2 separate regions of the Mus musculus genome follow, and region 2 is linked to region 1. Evidence: chromatin loops called from intact Hi-C (ENCODE). Cell type or tissue: left cerebral cortex. All regions are shown on one strand. Each heading gives the region's core, and the rest is flanking DNA. Links, peaks and the distances in the headings are about the cores only. Region 1 holds the start of Vmn2r25 (vomeronasal 2, receptor 25). Region 2 holds the start of Vmn2r26 (vomeronasal 2, receptor 26).

Region 1 (11,655 bases), core at 1,112-9,111:
CCTGGAGGACATCATCCTGAGTGAGTTAACCCAATCACAAAAGAAATCAAATGATATATTCTCACTGATAAGTGGATATTAGCCCAGAAACTTAGAATACTCAAAATATAAGATACAATTTGTGAAACACATGAAACTCAAGAAGAATGAAAACCAAAGTGTAGACACTTTGCCCCTTCTTAGAATTGGGAACAAAACACCCATGGACGGAGTTACAGAGACCAAGTTTGGAGCTGAGTTAAAAGGATGGACCATCTAGAGACTGCCATATCCAGGGATCCATCCCATCATCAGCCTCCAAACGCTGACACCGTTGCATACACTAGCAAGATTTTGCTGAAAGGACCCAGATATAGCTGTCTCTTGTGAGACTATGCTGGGGCCTAGCAAACACAGAAGTGGATGCTCACAGTCAGCTATTGGATGTATCACAGGGCCCCCAATGGAGGAGCTAGAGAAAGTACCCAAGGAGCTAAAGGGAACTGCAACCCTGTAGGTGGAAAAACAATATGAACTAACCAGTACCCCCTAGCTATTGTCTCTAGCTGCATATGTATCAAAAAATGTCCTAGTCGGCTATCACTGGAAAGAGAGGCCCATTGGTCATGCAAACTTTATATGCCCCTGTACAGGGGAATGCCAGGGCCAAAAAGTCGGAGTGGTTGGGTAGGGGAGTGGGGGGAGGGTATGGGGGACTTTTGGGATAGCATTGGAAATGTAAATGAGGAAAATACCTAATAAAAATATTAAAAAAAAAAGAAAGAAACACCATGACCAAAGCAACATAGGAGGAAGGGATTTATTTGACTTCAACTATAAAGAATCTGATGCTCCCTTCTGGGAAAAAAAACAAAAAAAAAAAAAAACAACAAAAAAAAAAAATCAGAATATTGTGGGCTACATAGGAAGTTCAATATCATGTAAGTTGGCATAGTGAGTTGGCATTTTTTTTCCAATTTTTAAAAGTCTTGAAATTAAATTTATTATCCAAATATTATTTCATTTTATAAATAAATTATTATTCAGAGTTAAAAATGATGAATAGTAAATTATTAAGCCGTCCTATAACTCTTCAGTAAACAATACTGGAATTAATTAGCATTTATTACATTACTATGTTACTATGTTTAACCTAAGGACCCTTTGGGTACCTGTGGGACTTTGTAGAGACTTAGAACTCGGGAGATCTGAATGGATATTGATGTTGAAATGCCTCCTATCACTGCAACCAGCTTATCAGTCTTTTCAGGCCTGCAGCTGTAGTTAGGAATTGGGGGGCTCTCTCCTGAGAGCAAAGCCATAGAACCTTCCACAGCCTTCATCTCAATGAAGTTGACATTGAAGAGAAAGAATCCCAGGGACTTATTGAATAGAATATTTGGGTCCTTGTTGATTTTTTCTATAGCAAAAACCATTGCTAAAATGTGCTGATAATGTTTAATGAGATCCCTAGGAGGAAAAATTGGAAAAAACATTTTTATGTTCCTTTTCAATTTTTAATTAAAACATAATTACATCATTTACCTCCATCTCTTTTCTCCCTGCAGCTCCTCCAGTGCTCCCTCTCAAATTTTGGATTTTTATTTACAGCAATCTAAGGCATATAAAGATCATTCATTGTATTTCAAGAAAAAAGCATGATATTCTATATACTAAAAATAACTTGAAAAGGACTACTTAGAAATATATTAGTTAGCCGGGCCGTGGTGGCACATGCCTTTATTCCCAGCCCTTGGGAGGCAGAAGGAGGTGGATTTCTAAGTTCAAGGCCAACCTGGTCTACAGAGTGAGTTCCAGACCTCAGGAAAATACAATGTTTGATCAAACATAGCAACTGAAAAAAATAGTGTCAAGTAAGTTTAAACATGGAAAATAAAATGTTCTCAGTACAATACACTAAATAAAAACAAACAAATATTGTTTTCGACTACAAAGTCTTTTCAACAATGTCTTACATATTTAAAAGAATTCAGCCTGATTAGGGAAGAGACACACAGAGAGCCAGTCATGGCTGAGTAACTATTGGCATATTGTGGCTACTGGGGAAGGGAGAGTCAGTTTCCTTAGGAGGTTTGCCCTAGTAGCTTGCCTACACTCTAGAAGGTGTCCTATATTCCTGCAGTACTGGCACTCCTAAAAAGTGAGAGAGAAACAGAGACAGAGACAAACAGAGAGATAGGGAGAGAGAGACAGAGAGACCCCATGAATTTGAAGACAGGAGATATTGGAGGGGAAGCAATAGAGGTGGGTGTGATCAACATATATTTTATACATGTATAAAATCCTGAAACAATATTTTTTTTTAAAAGAAAAGCCAAGCACTTACGCAAAAACATATTCTGGTATATGGCTTGTATCTTCAATGCCAGATCTACTTATAAATGTATTTCCATCAGTCACTCTAAGGGAAAAGAGTCCTCCAATAACAAAATCTGCATCTTGATAGTAGCCAGAAGAAGCATATTTAGTTAAGTAGTAACAAGAAATATGTTCCTGGAATAAAATGAGAACAACTAGGGGGGAGAAAGCAATGAGTAATTTCATACTAACATTGATAAATAATTGATATCTGTTCAGTTGAGGATCTTGGGCTAATCAACTCTGAAAGCACATCAGCAAAGAAATAAAACATGTGGCTGTCTGGTCAGTGTAGATCAAGGTTATAAAGCATTGTTGTGTCCTGATACAGGCCCACCAGTATCCAAACACTCCCTCTGTTCGCTGGAGTATAATCTGCTTTGCACCTACTTAGCCCTAGATTATGTCCCCTCCACATAGTCACTGTGAGTCCCCAAGGGCTCAGGAACCTCTCACTTGGCACCTGGGAATCCTGATTCTCAGCAGGAAAACACACAATTAAGAAAAATGTGAAGTCCTCTAAAATACCTGTGGGGTATGTACACTCTGTGAGCTGGGACTTCTCAGTGCCCCAAGGTAAAGAGAGACTAACCAGTGGAAGCATTATTAAGTAATGAAGGGTCATCTGAAGGAGGCATCAAAGGGTTCAGTGTTTGGAGCATGGTGGTGGTGGGGTGGCAGGGAGGGCGAAGACTCTTAATCATTTAACATCAGTGTCATTTTAGAGTATTTCTGTAAGGCAAAACAAAGCCTTACAATTAGAAAACATTATTTCTGACCCCTTTATAAGGTCAATTATCAACTTGTATATTTTAAACATCTTATATTGTATGTCCCTATGAAGACAATGTTTTGAAATACATATATATTGTGAAAATTAAATATATATTTTCAATTAACACATAGATTTTTTTCAAGCACTGGCTTTATTTCAAATTTATGTACTTCAAAGAAAGTAAATCAAAGAATACTACTAGATTTTAAAAAATGTCTATTTTGTATGAGGTCCAATGTGTAATCTGTTTTATTTATTTATTTTTACTCTTTAATCCTTTTTACAGTCCACACTTCATCCCACTCCTGGTCTGTACCCCAAATGCTCCCCACCCCACACCTCCTGACATGTGAATCTATTTTCTCTTCCTTCCTTCCTTCCTTCCTTCCTTCCTTCCTTCCTTCCTTCCTTCCTTCCTTCTTTCCTTCCCTCCCTCCCTCCCTCCTTCTCCCTTTCTTTCTTTCTTTCTTTCTTTCTTTCTTTCTTTCTTTCTTTCTTTCTTTCTTCCATCCTTCCTTCCTTCCTTCCTTTCTCTCTCTCTCTCTTTCTGTCATTCATTCATTCATTCATTCATTCATTCATTCATTTTTGCTGTGGTCACTGTAGGAGAGTAAACCTGAAGTGTGTATATACTGACCAAGTACTCTACCATAGCTTTACATCCTTAGCCTTTATAAATCTTTAAGGGACTGTGTTTCCAAGGTTGTCTTAGAATTTGTGACCTCCAGTCTCAATCTTCAGTTTAATCAAGGTTACAGGTGTACATCACCAAGCATAACCATTAACATATTTTAATATGAAAAATCTGTATTTATAATAACAAATTCTGATGCATGAAGAGATGTGTCCTTTTTTTTTTCTTTTCAAATCATATTAAATTCATTCACATGGAAAAACCACTTCATCAAAGCCCTTAAAAGAGTAAGAATCTGTAGGTAAGAATGTGTACTGAGGCTTTGTTGCTTAGACCATGAGGAAAATCACACCTTATCCTCAGTTTATTTCTTTGGGTCTGTGGATTGCAGCATGGTTATACTTGACTTTACAGCTAAGATCCACATATAAGTGATAACATACCACATTGGTATTTCTGGGTCTGGGTTACCTCATTCAAGATGATATTTTCTACTTACATCTATTTGCCCACAAATTTTGGGCCATTCTTTTTAGCAGATGAGTAATATTCCATTGTGTAAATGTACCATATTTGTTTTATCCATTCTTTAGCTGAGGGACATTTATGTTGTTTCCCGTTTTTTGGCTATTATGAATAAAGCTGCTATGAACAGAGTTGAGCACATGTCCTTATGGTGGAACATTCTTTGGGTATGTGTCCAGGAATTGTATAGCTGTGTCCTGAGGAAGACCCATTATATTTCAAGTTTCTTGTGTCTGTTGAAATTTGCTTTGTGACTTCTCAATTTTGGATAGGTTTCCATAATGTCCTGTAAAGAATATTTTTCCTTTGTGTTTGGGTGAAAATTTCTGTATATGTGTGTTAGGTCCATCTGAATCATAATATCGGTTAGCTCCATTATTTCTCTGTTTAGATTCTGTCTGGATGACCTTTCCATTGGTGAGACTGGGGTGTTGAAGTATCCCACTAACAGTGTGTGAGAGTGGATGTGCGATCGTCCTTTAACAATGTTTCTATTATGAATGTGGAAGTCCTTGCATTTGGGGCAGAGATGTTAAGAGAATTAAATGCCATCTTGGTGGATATGAGGTGTGTCCTTAACCATCTCTTTTGATTAATTTTGGTTGAAAGTCTATTATGTTAGATATTAGAACAGCTACACCAGCTTGTTTCCTGTGTCCATTTGCTGGGGAATATTTTTTCAGCCCCTTACACTAAGGAAGTATCCATGTTTGATATTGAGGAGTGTTTATTGTATGCAGCAGAATGATGAATACAATTTCCACATCCATTCTGTTAGCCTGTGTCTTTTAATTAGGGAATCGAGTCAATTAATGTTGACAGATATTAATGAACAATGTTTGTTAATTCTTGTTTTTATGTTGTTGTTGGTAGTGTGTGTGTGTTTGTGTGTGTGTGTGTGTGTGTGTGCATGCGCACACACGTGCACATGCATGATTTCCTTCTTTTGACTTTGCTGGCATACAATTATTATTTATTTGTTGTACTTTTTTGCATTTAGTTAATGTCCTTGGATTGGAGTTTTCCTTTTTCTGTACACTATTTCCTACATTCTCTAGGCCTGGATTTGTGAATGGATGTTTAAACTTAGTTTTCTCATGGATTATTTTGTTTTCTCCATCTGTGGTGATTGAAAGTTTTGTTGAGTATCGGAGCCTTGGCCAACATCTGTGGTCTCCTCAAGTATGAAAGACATCTGTCTAGGCCCTTCTGTCTCTTAGAGTTTTTGTTTAGAAGTCAAGAATAATTCTAATAGCTCTGCATTTATATGTTACTTGACAATTATTTTTTGCAGCTTTTAATAGTCTTTCTTTTTCTCTATATTTGCTGTTTTATTATGTGAAAGGGACTCTTTCCTTTCTGGCCCAAATTATATATTGTTCAGTAACCTTCTACCTTTTTAAACACCTCTTTCTTTAGGTAAGGGGAATTTCCTTTCATGATTTTGTTGAAAATATTTTCTGGGCCTTTGATCTGGGAATCTTTTCTTGTTCTAGTCCTATTATTCTTAGGTTTTGTCTTTCCATAGTATCTTAGATTTCCTGAAAGTTTTGTGTTAGGAACATTTTAGATTCAACATTTTCTTTGACCAATGTAATCAATTTCTGTCATATCTTCTATATTTCAGATTCCCTCTTCTGCTTCTTGAACTCTCTTAGTGATGCTTACATCTGTAATTCTTGTTCACTTATGTATTATTTCCATTTTCAGGATTACTTCAGTTTGGGGTTTTCTTTATTGGTTTTATTTCCATTTCACATTTTGAACAGATTTATTAATTTCCTTCACCCATTTGTTTGTATTTTGCTGGATATATTTAAGGGATTTAATATTTTCCTGTTAAGGGGAATAGGAAAAATCGTGTGTGGGGACGGCCGAGGGAGAATGTAAAAGGAAGAGTAAAAGGAAATAGGAGGGCTATCTCTGAGAGAAACTAGAAATCAAGGACACTAGAAAATCACCAGATTCAATGAGGATACTCCTAGCTAAGATTCCCAGCAATGAGAGATATGGAGCCTGAACTGGACATCTCCTGGAACTAGGCATGACTTCCAGGGGAAGGGATTGGGACACCAACATAGCCACAAGTCTTTCAGATTTTGTAGAGGAAGCCATGGACCCAGATGGTAATGAATTAATCAAAAGTAAGGCTTTTTCACATCTCAGACTTCACTTTACTACCTCTGGAGCAGTGTCTTGGCATTTCCCTGTGGCCCAGAAGCCTCCTCTGGAGGCAACATGGTATATGCACAGTCAAACTCCCAGAATTCTGCCTTCCCAAGTGAACTTATCCAGTGGCTGAGCAGATGCAGCCCAACAATTCTACAGGAGCACCCTCTCAGAAGCAAAGGGGAGGAGGGAGGGGCTCAAAGAATCTTGGAGGAGGTGCCTGGAAGGGGGTTAACATACAGTTGGAATATAAATAAATAGAACAATTAAGAAAATAATGCTATGAATTTTATAAACTACGCTAAACAACTAAAAGAAGACAATAATTTACTCCAAAACAATAAAAACAAAAAAGCTAAAAAGAGTAAGGAAGTCAATAAAAATGTGAAAATAGAGTTCAATAAAGAAATACAATTGCTGGAAAAAAAGTCAAGTTGAAATGAGGCTGGAAAAAATATACTCTGTATATCTTGTATAAAACTTCATTGAAATAATGGATTGTGTTGAAGAGAGAATATCAGGACTGGAAGACAAGGTAGAGAAATTTGATAATTCAATAATGGTCAGGAAATATAAAAAAGCAATAAATGTTATCACTGGCAAGGCACCAGCCTCTTCTCATCTCCAGGAGACTCTGAACTGGAGCTACAAAATCTCTCCACCCAGCTTGCTAAATTCCCACTGTTGGGTTGCTACCACACCAGCCCCACACTTAAAATTTCCCACTACCTTTTGGGGTACACTTTACCTCTGTACCTTTCTGTCTGGAACTCAGTCCAGTCTCTACCTGTAGGAAAACACCACACAAACTTAGCTCAGAATCAACAAGTAACTCAATCAACTTGGGCACAGCAACAAACATCCTAATTTATAAGCCATTCTCAGTTAAATCCTCCAGTAAAGGATCCAAACAGATTTGTCACCTGAAATGGGAGCCTCAGCTACCAACATTTTCACCCCAGGGCTCCTATCCAAAAGCACACTCTCTTCTTCCCCCTTCCTTCTGTCCCAACCTGGAAATCCCACCTACTTACCCAAAGATTGCTTTCCTTCACATCCTTATTCATTAGAAGGGTCACAAGAAGTCAACAGGATTCCCTCCACCTACCACTCCTCTTGGGGAAGCTGAATTAGCATCAAAATACAAACAGCACCAGGGCTATCCACAACAAGTGTAGAAAGGGGAGAGCTTTGTAACACCATCAAAATACCCAATCCTCACATTTTACTCACAAAGAATAATATTCCATAACAAAAGCATAGAAAATATTTACAATAAAGCCATAGTAGAAAAGCCCCCAAATCGACAGAAAGAGATGATCAATTGGGTACAAAAGGCCTACAGAAAACAAATAGAAAGGAACAGAAAAGAAATTTCACATGACATACTACAGTTAAAATACTGGAAATACAAAATAAAGGGCAATAAAAGCTGTGACAGACACAGACAAAGTCACTTACAAAGACATGCTCCTCAGAAAAGCAATGTTACACACATTAAGTAGAAATATTTAAAACAGAAGAGTCTGGAAGGATGCATTCCAAATTCTAAAAGACCATACCTGCCAACCTGAATATTATGCATAGTAATCTTTTGCCCTTTATTTGAAGGAGAAATATAAACTTTCCATGATAAAAATGCACAGGAATTGATGACACCTAAGCATCTCTGTAGAGGATTCTAGAAGTAATGCTTAAGTCTCAAAAGCACACACTTGGCTCCCCGAGATGAATAAACACTATCAAGAAAGTTAATAAAAAGAGGTCTAAGAAAACAATACAAAAATCATCAAATTACAGGAATATAAACACATCCTCCACAAATTCCATTGAATATTAATGAACTGAAAAACAAACAATACCAAAGATAGTTACCATCTTACAATAAAAGGATGGAAAAATATTTTCTAAGAAAATGGAATTAAGAATGAAGCAAGCATGGATCATGAAATATCCAATAATACAAACTTCAAACCAAACTACTCAGAACAGGTAAGAATGGCCTCTTCATATTCCTTAAAGGAAGAGTCCATGATGAGGCTATTACAAATTTAGGACATTTCCATCAAGCACAAGTACTGACAATTTCATAAAATAACAACCATACAACCACAGATTAATCCTAATTCAACAAGAGTAGATAAATTTAAAACCCTACTCTAAACAATAGATCACTTATCTAGAAAAAACCTGTAAACAAGGAAACATAGAAGTTAAATTATATCAGAATAACATGAATTTAGCAGAAATCTACAGAACATCTCTCCAAATGTTAAAGAGCATAGGATCTCAGCAGCTCACTGAATGTTCTCCAAAAATGATCACATATTAGAAGATAAAGCAGGCCTCAATAAATACATGAAAATTGAACTTGGATCCTGTCATTTATCAGACAAAAATATGTAGGCATAAAGTTATTGTGCCCTGTATAAAAATTATCCTAGTATTATTCAAATACTGATTTCTGTTTCCCCATACCTGCTTTCAATACTTATTCTGAGAATATTCTGTCTTAATGTTCTGTAAATATTGCTCCCCAATTATTTGTTAATCGGACAATAAGTCTAGTTGATCAGCCAGTGATTGATCATGGGAGAGAATAGGGCTGGAATTCCTCTTAGCCAGGGGAGGTGGAAGACAGTGAGGTGGGGGGTGGGGGAACTGGAGATGTACCACAGCTAGAAAATACAGGAGACTCCATGAGAAAACACCTAGACCCCGGAACACCAGATCAGTACTAAAATGCAAGTAACACTGGGATTTTGACTTGGAGATAACTATAGTAGCTTCTAGGATTAAAATAGAATAATGCTGCACAGTTGTGAACTTGCAGCTTGTTAAATAAATATCATAATTTAGTCTCAATTAACTGGGAGCTAGCAGGGCTAATAAGACAACTGATACTTATAAAAGGCCCATAACAACAATATAATCATGCTAGATAACGAGAGCAATAGAAACTGAGACTATAAAAACTCAAGAGTGATAAATGACAAAACTTTGAATACAGGATGGGCCACTGATGAAATTAGAAGGAAATAATAAAATTTCTGGAACTGGGGCTGAAGAGAGGACTCAGCAGTTAATAGCACTTTTTGCTCTTTCAGAGGACCTGGATGTGGTTCCTGGCACCCACAGGTTGGCTCACAATCATTCAGTTCCGGGGTATCTGAAACCCTTTCTGACTTCTGCGGACAACAGGCATAAAAATAGTGAATAGATATACATGAAGTTGAAACATTCATACATGTAAAATAAAGAAAATAAATGTTTTAAAATTCCCAGAACGGATTAAAACAGAACACATGTCAAAACTCTGTGAGAAACAAAGAGGGCAGTATAAAAGGAAGCTTGTACCACAAAACATTCATACCAAGATATTTGAGAGGACTCAATGAACAAATTAATGAAAATCATTAAGTCCTTGGAAAAGCAACAACAATAATTAGGTTGGGTAATAATTAGTGAAAAATAAGTAAAAATAGTTATCACAGAAAAAAAGTGTTCATTGAAAAGAAAATTAGGATTGACAAAGGAGACTCAAATGAACAACATTAGTGAAAAGAAGGTAGACATTGTGATAGACAACAGTGAAATTCAGAAAACCATAAGCACATACCTCCAAAACTTTATGCCACTAAATTGGATAACCAAAAAGAAATAGATAAATTTTGAGATGTATATGACATATCCAAATTAAACCAAGAAGTAGATAAACAACTCTTTAATCAGAAGCAAAATTGAAACAATAACAACAATGGCTGCTATTTCCTTAGGGGTTATGGGACTGCTAGAATGGTTTATTTGATCCCGATTTAACATTGGTAGCTGGTATCTGTCTAGAAAATGTCCATTTCATCCAGATTTTCCAGTTTTGTTGAGTATAGGCTTTTGTGGTAGGATCTAATGATTTTTTTTGGATTTACTCGGTTTCTGTTTTTATGTCTCCCTTTTCCTTTCTGATTTTGTTAATTTGGATACTGTCTCTGTGCCTTCTGGTTAGTCTGGCTAAGGGTTTATCTATCTTGTTGATTTTCTCAAAGAACCAGCTCCTGGTTGTGTTGATTCTTTGTATAGTTCTTTTGTTTTTACTTTGTTGATTTCAGTCCTGAGTTTGATCATTTCCAGCCTTCTATTCCTCTTATTTCTTTTTTTTCTAGGGCTTTCATGTGTGCTGTCAAACTGCTAGTGTATGCCCTCTCCAGTTTCTTTTTAAATGCACTTAAAGCAATTAGTTTTCCTTTTAGCACTGCTTTCATTGTGTCCCATAAGTTTGGGTATGTGATGTGTTCATTTTCATTAAATTCTAAAAAGTCTTTAATTTCTTTCTTTATTTCTTCCTTAACCAAGTTATCATTGAGTCTAGTGTTGTTCAGCTTCGATGTATATGAGGGCTTTCTATTGTTATTGTTGTTATTAAAGACCAAGAGTCAGTGGTGATCTTATTGGAGGTATGCAATTATTTCGATCTTCTTGTATCTGTTGAGTGACCCGTCCAGCAGGTCCAGTTATTCGAGGGTCTCGAGGGGACCTCCTCCTAAGAACCAAATGGGGGGTAGAGAGGGACGAGGGCCTTGTGCAAATAATGACACGGAAACCGTTCAGGAATGCATCAAAGCCCCCATGTATTTTGAAAGGTCCAAGGCTTAAATGGGCAAGCAAAAGGGGAAGTGCCTTTCAGCAGGAGGAATGGGGCAGAGGAAATGCACCTCAGCAGGAGGGATGGGGCAGCAGAAAGAGAGGAAGTACTTTTCAGCAGGAGGGATGGGGCAGCGGAAATTTTTCTTTTGGCAACTGCACGGGGAAACAGGAACTTGGTGGTATCAGGGTACATCTTGAGGTCAGGACATCCGGCGCTGACTTTCTCGGAGTGGTGCGTCCGGTGGCCCGCTTTTGACCCCCTTTTCTTCTCGAGGGGGGAGAGGCCCAATTCAGAGATCAGGACAATAGCGTTGCCTTAATAGCTCCCAACAGTTGAGGGCTGTTTGGTGACCAATTATACTATCAATTTTGGAGAAGGTACCATGAAGTGCTGAGAAGGAGGTATATTCTTTTGTTTTAGGATGAAATATTCTATAGATATATGTTAAATCCACTTGGCTAATTATTTCTGTTTGTCTCGTTGTGTCTCTGTTTAGTTTCTGTTTCTATGATCTGTCCATTGATGAGAATGGGGAATTAAAGTCTTCCACTA
Region 2 (11,655 bases), core at 1,511-9,510, 170 kb after region 1:
TCCTTAATCCACTTAGATTTGACCTTAATACAAGGACATAGGAATGGATAGATTCACATTATTCTACATGATAACAACCAGTTGTGCCAGCACCATTTGTTGAAAATGCTGTCTTTCTTCCACTGGATGGTTTAGCTCCCTTGTCAAAGATCAAGTGACCGTAGGTGAGTGGGTTCATTTCTGGGTCTTCAATTCTATTCCATTGGTCTCTTGCCTGTCACTATACCAGTACCATGCAGTTTTTATCACAATTGCTCTGTAGTAAAGCTTTAGGTCAGGCATGGTGATTCCACCAGAGGTTCTTTTATCCTTGAGAAGAGTTTTTGCTATCCTAGTTTTTTTGTTAATCCAGATGAATTTGCAGATTGCCCTTTCTAATTTATTGAAGAATTGAGTTGGAATTTTGTGGGGATTGCATTGAATCTGTAGATTGCTTTTGGCAAGATAGCCATTTTTACTATATTGATCCTGCCAATCCATGAGCATGGGAGATCTTTCCATCTTCAGAGACCTTCTTTAATTTCTTTCTTCAGAGACTTGAAGTTTTTGTCATACAGATCTTTCACTTCCTTAGTTAGAGTCATGCCAAGATATTTTATATTATTTGTGACTATTGAGCAGGGTGTTGTTTCCCTAATTTCTTTCTCAGCCTGTTTATTCTTTGTGTAGAGAAAGGCCATTGACTCGTTTGAGTTAATTTTATATCCAGCTACTTCACCGAAGCTGTTTATCAGGTTTAGGAGTTCTCTGGTGGAATTTTTAGGGTCACTTATATATACTATCATATCATCTGCAAAAAGTGATATTTTGATTTCATCTGTTCCAATTTGTATCCCCTTGATCTCCTTTTGTTGTTGAATTGCTCTGGCTAGGACTTCAAGTACTATGTTGAATGGGTAGGGAGAAAGTGGGTAGCCTTTTCTAGTCCCTGATTTTAGTGGGATTGCTTCAAGCTTCTTACCATTTACTTTGATGTTGACTACTGGTTTGCTGTAGATTGCTTTTATCATGTTTAGATATGGGCCTTGAATTCCTGATCTTTCCAAGACTTTTATCATGAATGGGTGTTGGATCTTGTCGAATGCTTTTTCCAAATCTTGCTAAATGATCATGTGGTTTTTGTCTTTGAGTTTGTTTATATAACGGATTACATTGATGGATTTTCGTATATTAAACCATCCCTGCATCCTTGGAATAAAACATACTTGGTCAGGATGGATGATTGCTTTAATGTATTCTTGGATTCGGTTAGCGAGAATTTTATTGAGTATTTTTGCATCGATATTCATAAGGGAAATTGGTCTGAAGTTCTCTATCTTTGTTGGATCTTTCTGTGGTTTAGGTATTAGAGTAATTGTGGCTTCATAGAATGAGTTGGGTAGAGTTTGCTCTACTTCTATTTTGTAGAAGAGTTTGTGCAGAACTGGAATTAGATCTTCTTTGAAGGTCTGATAGAACTCTGCACTAAACCCATCGGGTCCTTGGTTTTTTGGGTGGGAGACTATTAATGACTGCTTCTATTTCTTTAGGGGATATGGGACTGTTTAGATCTTTAACTTGATCCTGATTTAACTTTGGTACCTGGTATCTGTCTAGAAATTTGTCTATTTCGTCCAGGTTTTCCAGTTTTTTTGAGTATAGCCTTTTGTAGAAGTATCTGATGGTATTTTGGATTTCTTCAGGATCTGTTGTTATGTCTCCCTTTTCATTTCGGATTTTGTTAATTAGGAGGTTTTTCTTGTGCCCTCTAGTGTGTCTAGCTAAGGGTTTATCTATCTTTTTGATTTTCTCAAAGAACCAACTCCTGCTTAGGTTAATTCTTTGAATAGTTCTTCCTGTTTCCACTTAGTTGATTTCACCACTGAGTTTGATTATTTCCTGCCGTCTACTCCTCTTGGGTGAATTTTTTCCTTTTTTTCTAGAGCTTTTAGATGTGTTGTCAAGCTGCTAATGTGTGCTCTCTCCAGTTTCTTCTTGGAGGCACTCAGAGCTATGAGTTTCCCTCTTAGAAATGCTTTCATTGTGTCACATAGGTTTGGGTATGTTGTGGCTTCATTGTTATAAAACTCTAAAAAGTCTTTAATTTCTTTCTTTATTCCTTCCTTGACTGAGGTATCATTGAGAAGAGTGTTGTTCAACTTCCATATGAATGTTTCCTTCCATTATTTAAGTTGTTATGAAGTTCAGCCTTAGGCCATGATGGTCTGATAGGATGCATGGGACAATTTCAATATTTTTGTATCTGTTGAGGCCTGTTTTGTAACCAATTATATAGTAAATTTAGTGAGGTGCTGAGAAGAAGGTATATCCTTTTGTTTTAGGATAAAATGTTCTGTAGATATCTGTTAAATCCATTTGTTTCATAATTTCTGTTAGTTTCACTGTGTCCCTGTTTAGTTTCTGTTTCCACGATCTATCCATTGATGAAAGTGGTGTGTTGAAGTCTCCCACTATTATTGTGTGAGGTGCAATGTGTGCTTTGAGCTTTACTAAAGTGTCTTTAATGAATGTGGCTGCCCTTGCATTTGGAGCGTAGATATTCAGAATTGAGAGTTCCTCTTGGAGGATTTTACCTTTGATGAGTATGAAGTGTCCCTCCTTGTCTTTTTTGATAACTTTGGGTTGGAAGTCGATTTTATCCGATATTAGAATGGCTACTCCACCTTGTTTCTTCAGACCATTTGCTTGGAAAATTGTTTTCCATCCTTTCACTCTGAGGTAGTGTCTGTCTTTTTCCCTGAGATGGGTTTCCTGTAAGCAGCAGAATGTTGGGTCCTTTTTGTGTAGCCAGTCTGTTAGTCTATGTCTTTTTATTGGGGAATTGAGTCCATTGATATAAGAGATATTAAGGAAAAGTAATTGTTGCTTCCTTTTATTTTTGTTGTTAGAATTGGCATTCTCTTCTTATGGCTGTCATCTTTTTGGTTTGATGAGGGATTACTTTCTTGCTTTTTCTATGGCGTGATTTCCATCCTTGTATTGGTTTTTTTCTGTTATTATCCTTTGAAGGGCTGAATTCGTGGAAAGATAATGTGTGAATTTGGTTTTGTTGAGAAATACTTTGGTTTCTCCATCTATGGTGATTGATTGTTTGGCCGGGTATAGTAGCCTGGGCTAGCATTTGTGTTCTCTTAGTGTCTGTATAACATCTGTCCAGGATCTTCTGGCTTTCATAGTCTCTGGTGAAAAGTCTGGTGTAATTCTGAAAGGCCTGCTTTATAGGTTACTTGACCTTTCTCCCTTACTGATTTTAATATTCTCTCTTTATTTAGTGCATTTGTTGTTCTGATTATTATGTGTCAGGAGGAATTTCTTTTCTGGTCCAGTCTATTTGGAGTTCTGTAGGCTTCTTGTATGTTCATGGGCATCTCTTTCTTTAGGTTTGGGAAGTTTTCTTCTATAATTTTGTTGAAGATATTTGCTGGCCCTTTAAGTTGAAAATCTTCATTCTCATCAACTCCTATTATCTTATCTGTAGGTTTGGTCTTCTCATTGTGTCTGTATTTCCTGGATGTTTTGAGTCAGGATCTTTTTGCGTTTTGTATTTTCTTTAATTGTTGTGCCGATGTTCTCTATGGAATCTTCTGCACCTGAGATTCTCTCTTCCATCTCTTGTATTCTGTTGCTGATGCTCACATCTATGGTTCCAGATGTCTTTCCTAGGGTTTCTATCTCTAGCGTTGCCTTACTTTGGGTTTTCTTTATTGTGTTTACTTCTCTTTTTAGGTCTAGTATGATTTTGTTCATTTCCATCACCTGTTTGGATGTGTTTTTCTGTTTTTCTATAAGGACTTCTACCTGTTTGGTTGTGTTTTCCTGTTTGTCTTTAAGGACTTGTAACTCTTTAGCAGTGTTCTCCTGTATTTCTTTAAGTGAGTTATTAAAGTTCTTCTTGATGTCCTCTACAATCATCATGAGATATGCTTTTAAATCCGGGTCTAGCTTTTCGGTTGTGTTGGGGTGCTCAGGACTAGGTGGGGTGGGAGTGCTGCGTTTTGATGATGGTGAGTGGTCTTGATTTCTGTTAGTAGGATTCTTACATTTGCCTTTCGCCATCTGGTATTCTCTGGAGCTAGTTGTTATAGTTGTCTCTGGTTAGAGCTTGTTCCTCAGGTGATTATGTTAGCCTCTATCAGCAGACCTGGGAGACTAGATCTATCCTTAGTTTCAGTGGTCAGAGTATTCTCTGCAGGCACGCTCTCCTCTTGCAGGGAAGGTGCCCAGATATCTGGTGTTTGAACCTGCCTCCTGGCAGAAGTTGTGTTCCACTCACCATAGGCGGATCCTGTGTGGGTCCTTGGGACAGGGACCCTGGTGCTGCAGTGGGCCGGAAGGGACTTGTGCCCCGGATCAGGCCAGGTTATCTACTTCCTTAATTAATGCAGTCTCAGGTCCTACGTGTGGATTGGAGTAGGTGCTGTGTTCCACTCACCAGAGGTCTTAGGATCCCGTGGCGGATCCTGTGTGGGTCCTTGCGGGTGTTCAGAGACTTCCTGGGCCAGGGACCCTGGTGATGCAGTGGGCCGGAAGGCTAATTCCATTTTCTTAGAAAAGAATTTTCCATCCTTTTATTGTAAGGTAGTAACTATCTTTGGTTTTGTTCGTTTTTGAGTTCATTAATAATCAATGGAATTTGTTGATGATGTGTTTATATTCCTGTAATTTGATGATTTTTGTATTGTTTTCTTAGACCTCTTTTTATTAACTTTCCTGATAGTGTTTATTTATCTTCTTTTTATTAACTTTCCTGATAGTGTTTATTTATCTCGGGGAGCCAAGTGTGTGTGCTAATCATTCTTTTCAGACTTAAGCATTACTTCTAGAATCCTCTACAGAGATGCTTAGATGTCATCAATTCCTGTGCATTTTTATCATGGAAAGTTTATATTTCTCCTTCAAATATAGGGCATAAGATTACTATGCATAATATTCAGGTTGGCAGGTATGGTCTCTTAGAATTTGGAATGCATCCTTCCCAACTCTTCTGTTTTAAATATTTCTACTTAATGTGTGTAACACTGCTTTTCTGAGGAGCATGTCTTTGTAAGTGACTTTGCCTGTGTCTGTCACAGCTTTTATTGCCCTTTATTTTGTATTTCCAGTATTTTAACTGTGGTATGTCATGTGAAATTTCTTTTCTGTTCCTGTCTATTCGTTTTCTGTAGGGCTTTTGTACCCAATTGATCATCTCTTTGTGTAGATTTGGGGGCTTTTCTACTATGACTTTATTGTAAATATTTTCTATGCTTTTGTTATGGAATATTCTTCTTTGTGAGTAAAATGTGAGGATTGGGTATTTTTTTGGTGTTACAAAGCTCTCCCCTTTCTACACTTGTTGTGGATAGCCCTGCTGCTGTTTGTATTCTGATGCTAATTCAGCTTCCCCAAGAGGAGTGGGAGGAGGAGAGAATCCTGTTGACTTCTTGTGACCCTTCTAATGAATAAGGATTTGAAGGAAAGCAATCTTTGGGTAAGTAGGTGAGATTTCCAGGTTGGGACTGAAGGACAGGGGAAGAAAAGAAGAGAGTATGCTTTTGGATAGGAGCCAGGAGGTGAAAATGTTGGTAGCTGAGGCTCCCATTTCGGGTGACAGATCTGTTTGGATCCTTTACTGGTGGATTTAACTTAGAATGGCTTATAAATTAGAATGTTTGTTGCTGTGCCCAAGTTGATTGAGTTACTTGTTGATTCTGAGCTAAGTTTGTGTGGTGTTTTCCTACATGTAAAGACTGGACTGAGTTCCAGACAGAAAGGTACAGAGATAAAGTGTACCCCAAAAGGTAGTGGGAAATTTTAAGTGTAGGGCTGGTGTGGTAGCAACCCAACAGTGGGAATTTAGCAAGCTGGGTGGAGAGATTTTGTAGCTCCAGATCAGAGTCTCCTGGAGATGAGAAGAGGCTGGTGCCTTGCCAGTGATAACATTTATTGCTTTTTTATATTTCCTGCCATATATATATATATAGATATAGATATAGATATAGATATAGATATAGATATAGATATAGATATAGATATAGATATAGATATAGATATATAGATAGATAGATATGTATATATATGCATATATATATATACATATATATATATATATATATATATATATATATATATATATATATATTTGACCATTATTGAATTATCAAATTTCTCTACCTTGTCTTCCAGTCCTGATATTCTCCCTTCAACACAATCCATTATTTCAATGAAGTTTTATACAAGATATACAGAGTATATTTTTTCCAGCCTCATTTCAGCTTGACTTTTTTTCCAGCAATTGTATTTCTTTATTGAACTCTATTTTCACATTTTTATTGACTTCCTTACTCTTTTTAGCTTTTTTGTTTTTATTGTTTTGGAGTAAATTGTTGTCTTCTTTTAGTTATTTAGCGTAGTTTATAAAATTCATAGCATTATTTTCTTAATTGTTCTATTTATTTATATTCCAACTGTATGTTAACCCCCTTCCAGGCACCTCCTCCAAGATTCCTTCAGCTCCTCCCTCCTCCCCTTTGCTTCTGAGAGGGTGCTCCTGTAGAATTATTGGGCTGCATCTGCTCAGCCACTGGATAAGTTCACTTGGGAAGGCAGAATTCTGGGAGTTTGACTGTGCATATACCATGTTGCCTCCTGAGGAGGCTTCTGGGCCACAGGGAAATGCCAAGACACTGCTCCAGAGGTAGGAAAGTGAAGTCTGAGATGTGGAAAAGCCTTACTTTTGATTAATTCATTACCATCTGGGTCCATGGCTTCCTCTACAAAATCTGAAAGACTTGTGGCTATGTTGGTGTCCCAATCCCTTCCCCTGGAAGTCATGCCTAGTTCCAGGAGATGTCCAGTTCAGGCTCCATATCTCTCATTGCTGGGAATCTTAGCTAGGAGTATCCTCATTGAATCTGGTGATTTTCTAGTGTCCTTGATTTCTAGTTTCTCTCAGAGATAGCCCTCCTATTTCCTTTTACTCTTCCTTTTACATTCTCCCTCGGCCGTCCCCACACACGATTTTTCTTATTCCCCTTAACAGGAAAATATTAAATCGCTTAAATATATCCAGCAAAATACAAACAAATGGGTGAAGGAAATTAATAAATCTGTTCAAAATGTGAAATGGAAATAAAACCAATAAAGAAAACCCCAAACTGAAGTAATCCTGAAAATGGAAATAATACATAAGTGAACAAGAATTACAGATGTAAGCATCACTAATAGAGTTCAAGAAGCAGAAGAGGGAATCTGAAATATAGAAGATATGACAGAAATTGATTACATTGGTCAAAGAAACAACAACATAAATGTCCCTCAGCTGAAGAATGGATAAAACAAATATGGTACATTTACACAATGGAATATTACTCATCTGCTAAAAAGAATGGCCCAAAATTTGTGCGCAAATAGATGTAAGTAGAAAATATCATCTTGAATGAGGTAACCCAGACCCAGAAATACCAATGTGGTATGTTATCACTTATATGTGGATCTGAGCTGTAAAGTCAAGTATAACCATGCTGCAATCCACAGACCCAAAGAAATAAACTGAGGATAAGGTGTGATGTTCCTCATGTTCTAAGCAACAAAGCCTCAGTATACATTCTTACCTACAGATTCTTACTCTTTTAAGGGCTTTGATGAAGTGGTTTTTCCATGTGAATGAATTTAATATGATTTGAAAAGAAAAAATGACATATCTCTTCATGCATCAGAATTTGTTATTATAAATACATATTTTTCGTATTAAAATATGTTAATGGTTATGCTTGGTGATGCACACCTGTAACCTTGATTAAACTGAAGATTGAGACTGGAGGTCACAAATTCTAAGACAACCTTGGAAACACAGTCCCTTAAAGATTTATAAAGGCTAAGGATGTAAAGCTATGGTAGAGTACTTGGTCAGCATATACACACTTCAGGTTTACTCTCCTACAGTGACCACAGCAAAAATGAATGAATGAATGAATGAATGAATGAATGAATGACAGAAAGAGAGAGAGAGAGAGAAAGGAAGGAAGGAAGGAAGGAAGGAAGAAAGAAAGAAAGAAAGAAAGAAAGAAAGAAAGAAAGAAAGAAAGAAAGAAAGAGAGAGCGAGGGAGGGAGGGAAGGAAGGAAGGAAGGAAGGAAGGAAGGAAGGAAGGAAGGAAGGAAGGAAGGAAGGAAGGAAGGAAGGAAGGAAGAGAAAATAGATTCACATGTCAGGAGGTGTGGGGTGGGGAGCATTTGGGGTACAGACCAGGAGTGGGATGAAGTGTGGACTGTAAAAAGGATCAAAGAGTAAAAATAAATAAATAAAACAGATTACACATTGGACCTCATACATAATAGACATTTTAAAAAATCTAGTAGTATTCTTTGATTTACTTTCTTTGAAGTACATAAATTTGAAATAAAGCCAGTGCTTGAAAAAAGTCTATGTGTTAATTGAAATATATATTTAATTTTCACAATATATATGTATTTCAAAACATTGTCTTCATAGGGACATACAATATAAGATGTTTAAAATATACAAGTTGATAATTGACCTTATAAAGGGGTCAGAAATAATGTTTTCTAATTGTAAGGCTTTGTTTTGCCTTACAGAAATACTCTAAAATGACACTGATGTTAAATGATTAAGAGTCTTCGCCCTCCCTGCCACCCCACCACCACCATGCTCCAAACACTGAACCCTTTGATGCCTCCTTCAGATAACCCTTCATTACTTAATAATGCTTCCACTGGTTAGTCTCACTTTACCTTGGGGCACTGAGAAGTCCCAGCTCACAGAGTGTACATACCCCACAGGTATTTTAGAGGACTTCACATTTTTCTTAATTGTGTGTTTTCCTGCTGAGAATCAGGATTCCCAGGTGCCAAGTGAGAGGTTCCTGAGCCCTTGGGGACTCACAGTGACTATGTGGAGGGGACATAATCTAGGGCTAAGTAGGTGCAAAGCAGATTATACTCCAGCGAACTGAGGGAGTGTTTGGATACTGGTGGGCCTGTATCAGGACACAACAATGCTTTATAACCTTGATCTACACTGACCAGACAGCCACATGTTTTATTTGTTTGTTGATGTGCTTTCAGAGTCGATTAGCCCAAGATTCTCAACTGAACAGATATCTGGGTCTTATCGATTATTTATCAATGTTAGTATGAAATTACTCACTGCTTTCTCTCCCCTAGTTGTTCTCATTTTATTCCAGGAACAAATTTCTTGTTACTACTTAACTAAATATGCTTCTTCTGGCTACTATCAAGATGCAGATTTTGTTATTGGAGGACTCTTTTCCCTTAGAGTGACTGATGGAGATACATTTATAAGTAGATCTGGCGTTGAAGATACAAGCCATATAGCAGAATATGTTTTTGCGTAAGTGCTTGGCTTTTCTTTTAAAAAAATATTGTTTCAGGATTTTATACATGTATAAAATATATGTTGATCACACCCACCTCTACTGCTTCCCCTCCAATGTCTCCTGTCTTCAAATTCATGGGGTCTCTCTGTCGCTCTCTCCCTGTCTCTCTGTTTGTCTCTGTCTTTGTTTCTCTCTCACTTTTTAGGAGTGCCAGTACTACAGGAATATAGGACACCTTCTAGAGTGTAGACAAGCTACAAGGGCAAACCTCCTAAGGAAACTGACTCTCCCTTCCCCAGTAGCCACAAAATGCCAATAGTTACTCAGCCATGACTGGTTCCCTGTGTGTTTCTTCCCTAATCATGCTGAATTCTTTTAAATATGTAAGACATTGTTGAAAAGACTTTGTAGTCGAAAACAATATTTCTTTGTTTTTATTTAGTGTATTGTACTGCGAACATTTTATTTTTCATGTTTAAACTTACTTGACACTATTTTTTTCAATTGCTATGTTTGATCAAACATTGTATTTTCCTGAGGTCTGGAACTCACTCTGTAGACCAGGTTGGCCTCAAACTTAGAAATCCACCTGCTTCTGCCTCCCAAGGGCTGGGAATAAAGGCATGTGCCACCATGGCCCGGCTAACTAATATATTTCTAAGTAGTCCTTTTCAAGTTATTTTTAGTATATAGAATATCCTGCTTTTTTCTTAAAATACAGTGAATGCTCTTTATATGCCTTAGATTGCTGTAAATAAAAATCCAAAATTTGAGAGGGAGCACTGGAGGAGCTGCAGGGAGAAAAGAGATGGAGGTAAATGATGTAATTATGTTTTAATTAAAAATTGAAAAGGAACATAAAAATGTTTTTTCCAATTTTTCCTCCTAGGGATCTCATTAAATATTATCAGCACATTTTAGCAATGGTTTTTGCTATAGAAAAAATCAACAAGGACCCAAATATTCTATTCAACAAGTCCCTGGGATTCTTTCTCTTCAATGTCAACTTCATTGAGATGAAGGCTGCGGAAGGTTCTATGGCTTTGCTCTCAGGAGAGAGCCCCCCAATTCCTAACTACAGCTGCAGGCCTGAAAAGACTGATAAGCTGGTTGCAGTGATAGGAGGCATTTCAACATCAATATCCATTCAGATCTCCCGAGTTCTAAGTCTCTACAACGTCCCACAGGTACACAAAGAATCCTGGCTCCTTAGGGTAAACATAGTAACATAGTAATGTAATAAATGCTAATTAATTCCAGTATTGTTTACTGAAGAGGTATAGGACGGCTTAATAATTTACTATTCATCATTTTTAACTCTGATAATAATTTATTCATAAAATGAAATCATATTTGTATAATAAATTTAATTTCAAGACTTTTAAAAATTGGAAAAATGCCAACTCACTATACCAACTTTCATAATATTGAACTTCCTATGTAGCCCACGATATTCTTTTTTTTTTTTTTTTTTCAGAAGGGAGCATCAGATTCTTTATAGTGGAAGTCAAATAAACCCCTTCCTCCTATGTTGCTTTGGTCATGGTGTTTCTTTTTTTTTAAATATTTTTATTAGGTATTTTACTCATTCACATTTCCAATGCTATCCCAAAAGTCCCTCATACCCTCCCCCCTACTCCCCTACGTACCTACTCCCACTTTTTGGCCCTGGTGTTCCCCTGTACTGGGACATATGAAGTTTGCATGAACAATGGGCCTCTCTTTCCAGTGATAGCCGACTAGGCCATTTTTTGATACATATTCAGCTAGAGACAATAGCTAGGGGGTACTGGTTAGTTCATATTGTTGTTCCACCTATAGGGTAGCAGTTCCCTTTAGCTCCTTGGGTACTTTCTCTAGCTCCTCCATTGGGGGCCCTGTGATACATCCAATAGCTGACTGTGAGCATCCACTTCTGTGTTTGCTAGGCCCCTGCATAGTCTCACAAGAGACAGCTATATCTGGGTCCTTTCAGCAAAATCTTGCTAGTGTATGCAATGGTGTCAGCGTTTGGAAGCTGATGATGGGATGGATCCCTGGATATGGCAGTCTCTAGATGGTCCATCCTTTTAACTCAGCTCCAAAATTGGTCTCTGTAACTCCTTCCATGGGTGTTTTGTTCCCAATTCTAAGAAGGGGCAAAGTGTCCACACTTTGGTTTTCATTCTTCTTGAGTTTCATGTGTTTCACAAATTGTATCTTATATCTTGGGTATTCTAAGTTTCTGGGCTAATATCCACTTATCAGTGAGAACATATAATTTGAGTTCTTTTGTGATTGGGTTAACTCACTCAGGATGATGCCCTAGAGGTCCAACCA

The links. Peaks named below come from ENCODE experiments on the same cell type or tissue, not always from the same donor. Only the 100,000 strongest peaks of a DNase experiment are listed, where the experiment ranks them.
Region 2: it touches region 1 in a loop (17-fold over the local background); 11 of 42 quality-filtered maps call a loop at or near these places.

The regions. Positions count from the first base shown.
Region 1 is chr6:123,850,647-123,862,301 of GRCm38, forward strand. It overlaps Vmn2r25 (vomeronasal 2, receptor 25), which reads right to left and starts at 2,544. Exons shown (of 6, transcript NM_001104641.1): 1 at 2,327-2,544; 2 at 1,152-1,449. The coding sequence starts at 2,544. In left cerebral cortex, for the core only: no CTCF peak of the experiment used is centred there; no DNase peak of the experiment used is centred there.
Region 2 is chr6:124,015,626-124,027,280 of GRCm38, forward strand. Vmn2r26 (vomeronasal 2, receptor 26) reads left to right here and starts at 9,133. Exons shown (of 6, transcript NM_019917.2): 1 at 9,133-9,350; 2 at 10,226-10,523. The coding sequence starts at 9,133. In left cerebral cortex, for the core only: no CTCF peak of the experiment used is centred there; no DNase peak of the experiment used is centred there.